Regions from separate parts of the Mus musculus genome. Here region 1 is linked to region 2. The links are chromatin loops, found by intact Hi-C in ENCODE. Cell type or tissue: heart. All regions are shown on one strand. Each heading gives the region's core, and the rest is flanking DNA. Links, peaks and the distances in the headings are about the cores only.

The links. Peaks named below come from ENCODE experiments on the same cell type or tissue, not always from the same donor. Only the 100,000 strongest peaks of a DNase experiment are listed, where the experiment ranks them.
Region 1: a loop joins it to region 2, with 5 times the contacts of the local background. A loop is called at or near these places in 6 of 42 quality-filtered maps.

The regions. Positions count from the first base shown.
Region 1 is chr11:77,760,557-77,764,934 of GRCm38, reverse strand. It overlaps a transcript of Myo18a not described here. Among named protein-coding and RNA genes, the nearest start is that of Myo18a, 14 kb to the left of the region's middle. In heart, for the core only: CTCF peaks have their summits at 1,479 and 1,691 (motif pointing left); DNase peaks (open chromatin) are centred at 864 and 1,674; H3K4me3 peaks cover 2,025 bases; H3K27ac peaks cover 2,073 bases.
Region 2 is chr11:77,813,943-77,818,320 of GRCm38, reverse strand. It overlaps Myo18a (myosin XVIIIA), which reads right to left. Exons shown (of 41, transcript NM_001291213.1): 2 at 2,322-2,465; 3 at 615-702; 4 at 316-422; 5 at 43-219. Among named protein-coding and RNA genes, the nearest start is that of Gm36875, 25 kb to the left of the region's middle. In heart, for the core only: a CTCF peak has its summit at 2,095 (motif pointing right); a DNase peak (open chromatin) is centred at 2,220; H3K27ac peaks cover 408 bases.

The sequences.
Region 1 (4,378 bases), core at 156-4,155, 53 kb after region 2:
CTAGAGACCTCAGGAGAGCAACTTTCAATATCCCCAAATAGAAAGTAGCCCCAGAACCAGAAAGGGTGGGAGCTCCGTTTAGCCAGGCCTATTGCCATGGCAACAGAACACCAACCTGCTCAAAAAAAAAAGGCTCCAGATTTGGTGAGCATAAGCCAAGGCAAGCCTGAATCAGCATCCACTAGACTCATCATCCTGCTAGGGTGGCCATGCCCGCATCCTGGTCCTGGGGTGAACTTTTCCTTCTTTCCAATACTCCCCCAGGGTATCCACTCAACAACCAGAGGAGCACTTTCAGGGCCTCCTCAGCCACGGTTATGTCAGGGTCACAGAAAGGCAAACTCAATCTATGCAAACAAGCCAAGAGCATTAGCGAGATGAACCCTAATTCTATCATTTGTTGAACTACTTGAGGGCAGGAAGGCCCTAGACAGGAGAACCAGCTTCAGGAACTACCTTCCTGCAGTCCCCGCACATTACAAGGCTGACAAACACATGCCTCGTGGGCTAAAAGACCAGGCAAAATAAGTACAAGACCAAGTTGGCTGGCCTCCCTTCCCACCTCCAGCCTCCTCTAGCTCATCCTGGCAGCTGCCTGTCCGGCTAATCAGTAGACACATGTGCCTTGACACAGGGCGATACCCCCACAACAAAGCCCCAACCTGTGGGGTGTCCCTACAGGCCTTATCTCTTCCAGGAGTGTGACCCCACTCCTTGGGCCATGCTGGGTACCAACCTGCGTGCCTCTAGCACAGGGAGGGGCGGGGGCACCTGACCCTACCACCTCCCCTTCCATTGGCGAAACAACTGGCACGGCAGGTTCGCAGGGCGGGGCGTCGGTGCTCTCTCCCAGAAGCCTGGGGCAGACTGCCCTACCTTCCCACACACACCCCACCCCCTGCAGGGAAAGGTGAAGTGGGCAACCATTTACTCCGGGCAGCCTACGCTGCTAAATCCCCTAGCCTGACATTCGCCTACCCTCCAATCATCTGTCCCAAGAGCAGGGGGCCCGAGAAGCAGGGTCTCCATTGTTTTGCCAGCTGTCTAGCAGCTGCTCCTTTGAGAGGAGCCCGCTGTCGGCCTGGCAGTGAAAGGGTGAAGGCCGCTGGCAGGGATAAAGGACTCGGCGGAGGTGCTCGCTTTCCTCACTGTCTTCCTTAGTGCCTCACCCCTTTCGCTTCATTTGGGGGGTCTCGGGCCTAGCCCCGCTATGCCCCCCCGACCCAGTCCCGAGGCTGCAGCCCCCATCCCGCAGCTCTGGGCCACCTGGGTCCTCTAAACCTTCAGCCCTCCCAAGCCGAAGGCCACCCTATCCCGCCGCAGGCGCCCAGACTGCCAGCAAGGGCCCCGCGCTTTCCCTGCCCGCCGCTCCGGATCGGCCCCCACCCGGGCTGTCCAGCGCCGCGGCGCCGCCAGGGACAGAGCCTGGAGTCCGGGCCGCCGTTTCCAGGGGACAGGGAAGGAGCAGGAGCCCGTGGGCCCCGTCGGCCGGCCCGAACTCACCACGCCACCCTCCCGGGCCCGGTTCACCACCGCGGGGCCGCCCCGCACTCACCGGCCGCCGGAGCCCGCCCGGCAGGCAGCAGGAGCGGAGACGCGGCATCCAGCGGCCCCGGCCGGGTCCCGGCTGGAGCGCAGCACCGCGCGGCGCAGCGCCGCCCCCCCGCGCCCGCGCGAGCCGAGCGAACCGAAGGCTGCCCCCTGCTGGCGGCTGGCGGCATAGACGCCGGCCGGTCTGATGCCAGGGCGCGCCGCCAGCCTTGGGCCAAGCTGGAGCCCAGCGCTGCCCAAACACTGTCCGCGATGGACTCCAAGGACCCCGCGGCCATGTCCCAGAGGCCATGCCTGGAGATTTTGTCCGCGCTAGCCGCTGGAGACTGCGGGGCATGTCTGTAATGTGCTGAGTTGCACTGACCAGGGAAGACACCAGAGGGACGCGCTAAATGTTTGGAATTCTACCCAAGGCAGGCACTGGACATTCATGGGCTTGGTCAGGATAGAGCTGTTCAGAGATGTGAATCTTGGTGGCTGCCGCTTCCCAGAGTGGCTCTGCAGAGGCAGAGCCCTGCTGGATGGTGCCAATGGCTAAATCCTAGGGTGGCACTTCCAGAGCTACACCCCAAAGTGGGAAGGAACCGGCTCTCAATGGCTTAGTTTGAGTGAGCCCTGGAAGCTTTAAGAGGTCTGTTTAGCACCCATAGGTCCAACTCCAGACCCCAACACGAGACGGGGGAAGAATTACAAGTTCAAACACCAGCTTGGTGGTGGGAATACAGAATGACACAAGTACAATAAGACAATTTGTTTGTTTGTTTGTTTGTTTTTGAGACAGTTTCTCAGTGTAGCCCTGGCTGTCCTGGAACTCACTCTGTAGACCAGGCTGACCTCAAACTCAGAAAACCACCTGCCTCTGCTTCCCAAGTGCTGGGATTAAAAGCATGAGCCATCACTGCCCGGCTGTAAGATAGTTTCTTAAAAATATAATTCATATTTACACAAATGAATTGAAATCATGTCCACACAAAAACCTGCACATGACTTTCTAACAGCTTCATTCATAATTGCCAAAACATGGAAGTGGCATCTTCAATAGAACATAGCTTCAGGAGGTGGATAAATCACTTCAGTACATCTAGACAATGAAATATTCAAGGCCAAAGAGATATGAGCAACCCAGCCATGGAAAGTTGCAGAGGAGCCTTACTGTATATTACTAGGTGAAAGAAGCCAATCAGAAAGGCTCTAAACTATGTGATTCCCATTATATGTTGTTCTGGAAAGGGCAGAGCTAGTGAGGTTCCTATGGAGATGGTGAAAGATTGTGGTGTCAGGAGCTAGGGTGGAGGTAAGGACAAAGGGTAGAGCACAGGGATTTTTTTTTTTTTTTTAGGGTGGTAAAACTATTCTGTATGATAATTGGTGCACACAAGTCTTGACACATTTTTGGAAACCCATAGACTACATATCACCCATGATGAACCTCAGCTTGTGTGCCTGGGTACTTGCTTGGCTTTACCTCAACTTGACACAGGTTAAAGTCATCTGAGAGGAGTGAGCCTCAATTGAGACAATGCCTCCATAAGATCAGGCTACAGGCAAGCCTGTGGGGTATTTTCTTAATTAGTGTTAATGGGGGAGGGCCCCTTTATCCCTGGGTTGGTGGTCCTGGGTTATATAAGAAAGCAGGCTGAACAAGTCATGGGCAGCAAGCCATGGGCAGTATTCCTCCATGGCCTCTGCATTGGCTCCTGCTTCCAGGTTCCTTCGGTGTCTGAGAAAGAAAGAAAGAAAGGAACAAAGAAAGAAAGAAAGAAAGAAAGAAAGAAAGAAAGAAAGAAAGAAAGAAAGAAAGAAAGAAAGAAAGAGAAAGAAAGAAAGAGAGAGAAAAGAAAGAAGGAGAAGGAAGGAAGGAAGAAAGAAACAGAGTCCCTCTATGCAGCTCTGGCTGGCCTGGAACTCTGTATGTAAACCAGGCTGGTCTGAAACTCGCAGAGATCTCTTGTTTCTGCTTCCTGAGTGCTGGGATTAAAGGTCTGCACCACCATCTCGTCTTGGCCATACACGAATGGAAAAGTAAAACATTTCTCTCCCCTTCGCAGAAAATACCAGAGGAATGTCCCCCACATTACCAAGGGGCCATTTGTGTAATAATTGATTTTGAGATTTATATTGCCTGGGCTGCACTTGAACTTCTGATCTTCCTGTTCCTACCTCCCAAGTGCTGGGTTACTCATGTAGGTCACCATGCCCAGTTTTATGGAAGGCTGGGTTGAGATCAAATCCTGGTTTTCATGCATGCCAGGCAAGCATACTAAGAACTGGGCTATACTCCAGCCTTCCTGTTCTCTTCTGTCCTTCCTTCTATTCTTCCTTCCTTCCTTCCTTCCTTCCTTCCTTCCTTCCTTCCTTCTCCTCTTTTCTTTCTTTCTTTCTTTCCTTCTTTCTTTCTTTCTTTCTTTCTTTCTTTCTTTCTTTCTTCCTTCCTTCCTTCCTTTCTTTCTTTCTCTCTTTGTGATAGGGTCCTGCTACACAGCTCTGCCCTCAGCCTCTAGAGTACTGAGATTGCAGACATGAACCACCATACCCATTTCATTTTTTAACGATTTTTTTCTATGCTTCTAAGATAATCTGACTTTGGTAGGGCCAAGGGAGAAACAAACAAGATAATATAAAAATCCCTTACATCAGCTGACCCCTTAGTGTGGGTCAGACACAAGGCTGACTCCTTGATAGAATTGTCTCATTTAATCTCCACAATTGAGGGAGTTGTTATTATTATTATTTCCAATTTACGGGTTAGAAACCAGGTTTCTGAAAGCTGAGCCACCCACCCAGGGCCATGTGTCTAACAGGTAACAGATCTGAGCACTTGCTCAGA
Region 2 (4,378 bases), core at 94-4,093:
AAAGGTAGGATAAGGCAGGTGGGTGGGGCCATAGGAGCACACCTTCTCTGAATACACAGCAGGAGCCCCTCGGGTGCTAAGGACAAGCAGGCTGGGGCCAGCATAGGTGTGTAGCAGGCTAGCCCCATAGCGCTGGCGCAGTGTATGCAGGACGCTAGACTCGTTGAGGTATACCAGTGAGGCCAGATCTTCTAGACGGTCACATGAAGGAGCATTAGCCTGGGAAGACAGACAATGAAGACACAGGTCCCGACTCCATCACAGGGGACAGGCCTGCCCTGCCTCTGTCCTCCCTTGACAGATGCTCCTTCCAACCTTCTCTATATCATCTTCATCCACATCCAGGATGGCTCCGTCATGGTCCAGCTTCACACGCGCCTTCCCCTCGGGTAGGCTGAGCTCCTCAGACTTGAGCTGGCTGGCTGCAGGACAGGGTTAGTTGGACCTGGGTCTGGGCAGCTCTACTGCTCTCCTTAGGCTTCTCATCCTGTTTCCTAGCCCACTGGCTCACCAGCCTCTCCTTGCTCACTACCAGGCCTTACCAGGGGCAGAGGCATTTCCTCATGCCAGTTCTGACTCAAGTCTCACCATCTATAACCAATGTTCAGACTCACCTAAGGAGAATCCATCTCTATGGACCAGCCACACCTTCTCCGTCTCATACCAGGCCTCTTCAGCGGCAATCTGCTCTTCCGTCTTGGCCTATTGGAGGGGGCGGGGGGACAAACAGACATTGCTTTAAAAGATCAGAGACAAGGATAGAAAAATGAGGATACAAAGGAGGAAAGGGCTTCGAGTTGAGCCACTGAGCAAGTGGAAAAGTCAGGTAGGAGACACGGGACATGGGCCACGGGCGTGTGAGAGGTTAGGAAAGGAGGGTAGGAAGCCAGGAACACTGAGGACAAAGACAGTGAGATTAGGGTTGTAACTTTGAGGGTTCAGGCACACAGGAACAGTGAGATCTGCATCCTGACTCGAGCCCTGAACTCTGGGCCACAGTCACAGGTTCTTTCATGCCAAAAAAAAAAAGGGCTCTTCCCCTAAGATGGGAGGAGCCATTTCCTGTATCCTAGAACTCTGCATTATGGAGTGATAAGAGGCCCTGGGCTCTAGCCTGAAGATGCTCTATGTGGCAAGGGCACAGTGCCCTTCTCCTCCAAGTCACAGTCCACAGAGGCCCCTTTGTTGACTTGGAAGATTGTAGCTGCACAAGCCTAGTGGGCATATTAGTGTCACATGAGGACACAGGGCAGCAGGGGCACATGGGACAGAGCTGACTGGTCAAAGACAGGGCGCACAGAAGTGGGTGTGAAAGGGCTGGGAGGTCAGAGGTCACCAATCAAAACAGGCATTCATAAGCACTGTCAGAGTGTCAGAGTGTCTCAGATCTGACACCGTCCAATAAGAACACTTGAACTAGGAAACAGTGGCACCAGAGGAACTGGGACCAAAATGGGGACCTAGATACCATGGTTATCGGGCTCCTCGGCTGCAAAATGTCAACAATGTCATGGCACCTTGAGGGAGGCTGGCCACCTAGACACAGACCAGCCCTCAGACTTACACTGGTTCCAACACTTTCCCCAGATGGCAACCCCCAGATTCTCACCCTTTCTCATGAGACCCCAAATGGAAGCAGAGACACCATCCTATGCTACTGACCCCTGGGTCAGGGATCAGAAAATGGCGAGAACACGTAAGCAGAAATATTGTATAACCTTCGTCACATCCCTTAGATTTGAAAAGGAGGGAGATCAATAGGTTGATCGTAAAAAAAGCTGTCAATGTTTATCTAAGTGAGAAAATTTTAAAATGCTGGGTTTCTGATCTTTTAATTTTTGAAGGATTGAGCAAGGAGTGACCCTGGCACTCAGGAGGCAGATGCAGGCTCTGAGTTCAAGGCCAGCCTGGTCTATATAGGGAGTTCTAGAAGAGCCTATAGAGAGAAACTCTGTCTCAAAAAAATAAATCTCCAGTGTTTTTGTCTTTTCCAAAGCACATGAACCAAGCGAAACTTTTGTCCTGAGTGAGCATGTTCTGTGACCATGTGTGAGTGACATCAGAGGGTCATGGCCTGCCTGAGAACAAGTTCCTCACACTGACCAGGAGGTGGAGACAGAGACCGTCTCATCTTCAGGCTGGGCAGAAAGGTCTTTGGGTGGTTTCCTTACCCAGTGTGAGCAGGGCAGCAACCCCTGGGCTCCAGGGGCTGAGAGGCAAAGCTGGGGCCACGAAGTTCCCCCAAGGGCCACAGCTGCATCACCTCAGCTCCCCTGGAGACCCCAGAACAAAGTGGGAACCTAGAGGGAAGGAGGCCTTACACTCCAGCAGGAGGCCCGAGCACAGACGCCAGCCCAGGTACAGGGTGGGGGTGGTGGGTTGTCACTGGAGAAAGCAGAGGGCTCCTGGGTGGGGCAGGAGCACCCTACCTGGCTGTAGGCAGGAGAGGCGGCCTCGGGGTCCAGCTGCCAGCAGCAAGCAAAGAAAGAAAGAGAAAAAGGTGAAGACAGGTAGAGAGACCACTACAGGTCCCCTCCAGAAGACAACCCAAGACGCATGAGCCAGCACTCTGTTCCTGATATAGATTGGAAGTCAGGAGCACTTGCCCAGGATTGGGCTGCTGGCTAGACAGGAGAGGTCAGACCGAGAAAGGAAAGGTTCTTGTTATCATCAGACCCTACAGAAGGAAGGATCTTGTGGGTCATTCCTTGTGGCACACAGGCATCCAACACTCTGTCTCCAGCCAGTCTGACCTAGACTGGATATTCAGTCTACCCTGGATTAGTCTTGCTCTCCCACACTCCTGGTAGGCCAGGCCATCTCACAACACCCAAGGCCTGTAGCCCCATCCTCCTGCCTTCCCCCTGCCCCCTAGGATACCATTTTCTCTATGGCTACCAGACAGACACAAACCCAGAGGTGCCACTCCCCATGCCAAAGGCTACATTTCAGAGCTAACACAAGGGAACTGACAGCCTAAATCTAAGTCACAGTATTCCAACCCCCATTGCACCGAGTTCTACACCTGGGCAGGCACAGTGACCCCACTGCAAGCAGAGGCCTCCCAGCTCCAACCCTAGCTACCTGTCAAGTGCCCAACCCTTGAGACAGACTTGACCTTTACACTACATTCTGGTTACTTAAAGCCCCCCAAAGCCTTGCTGGCAGAAATGGGAGCCAGGCAAGCCTTGGACATTGCTTGTTAGAAATGAGAAGGGTTAATATTCACAGGGGTCTAGACACGGGGCATCAAAATGTGAGACGCTGACTCCTGCCTTGTCAGATGCCAGGCCATCATACCAATGAGCATCCTCAAAGTAGGAGACGGGGGGGGGCTAGAGAAGGAGATGGGATCCCCAGCTATGAAGCGCCCCTGTGTGGTCACAGGGCCCTGGGCTGTCGGCAGTATCAATATTCCATAGAGTTCAGCTTTCCTTTCTTCAACCAAAGAGCCATTGTGAGGGCTCACAGATAGCCATGGAGTATCCTGCTATCACACACATGCACACGCACACGCACACACACACGCGAACACACTGTCCAGTCACCAGCTTTGGGAAGAATAGGGCCAGGGACTGGGAACCCTACACACAAGGGAGGTGGCATTACAGAAGCTGTGAAGATCCTCTCAAGTCGCTGGTGTGCCTCCTCTGCAGGACTCAACCGGACCTCGGGGTCAGCTCCTGTCTAAAGGTTAAGCCACTATTAGTTATGGCCTGGGGGGACAGTGGGGGCACCACATGCCAAGCTCTTAGCCCAGGAAGCCACTGGAACCCAGTGCAGAAGTGGAGCAGGGTCAGGGAGACAAGCCGAGTGCCAGTTTGAGTTTTGAAACTCTATGGTATGAAAAAGGAACAGGTAGGTACCTGTGAGAGACCTGGGATTACCTCTTCCTATGGCTCTAACTATTGTACCACCCCATTTACTCTTGTCCCAGGATGAACAAGAAATGAACTCCAGGTCAAGACATGTCTCAGCCCCCAACTCCACCCTAGTGCAAAAAGAAGGTACAGAGAGCTGGAAGGAGCCACAGCCCAGGGCAGGCACATGACACTCCCTGGCTACTTATAGGTTCCCCAAGGAACCGAAGTTCAGCTGCTACCCTGATCATCATGCCAGAAAGCCCCTGCCAACTCTTCCCTGTGAGATAGGAACACACTGCCCTGACAGAGCAGGACAGGAGGGTGGGGAAGGGTGGCACTTGGCATTCCTCCACATCCTGCAATACCCAAGAAGAATGGGGGCAAGGCAGCTTCCAGGAAAGACGGCTACCAAGAGGAAGCACACAGTGAGTGTCTAAGGTCCCTCAGGCTGTGCCCTGGCACCCACATTATTCCTCCCCTAACTACAAGAAAAAGTTAGGGAAAGCTGAGAAAAG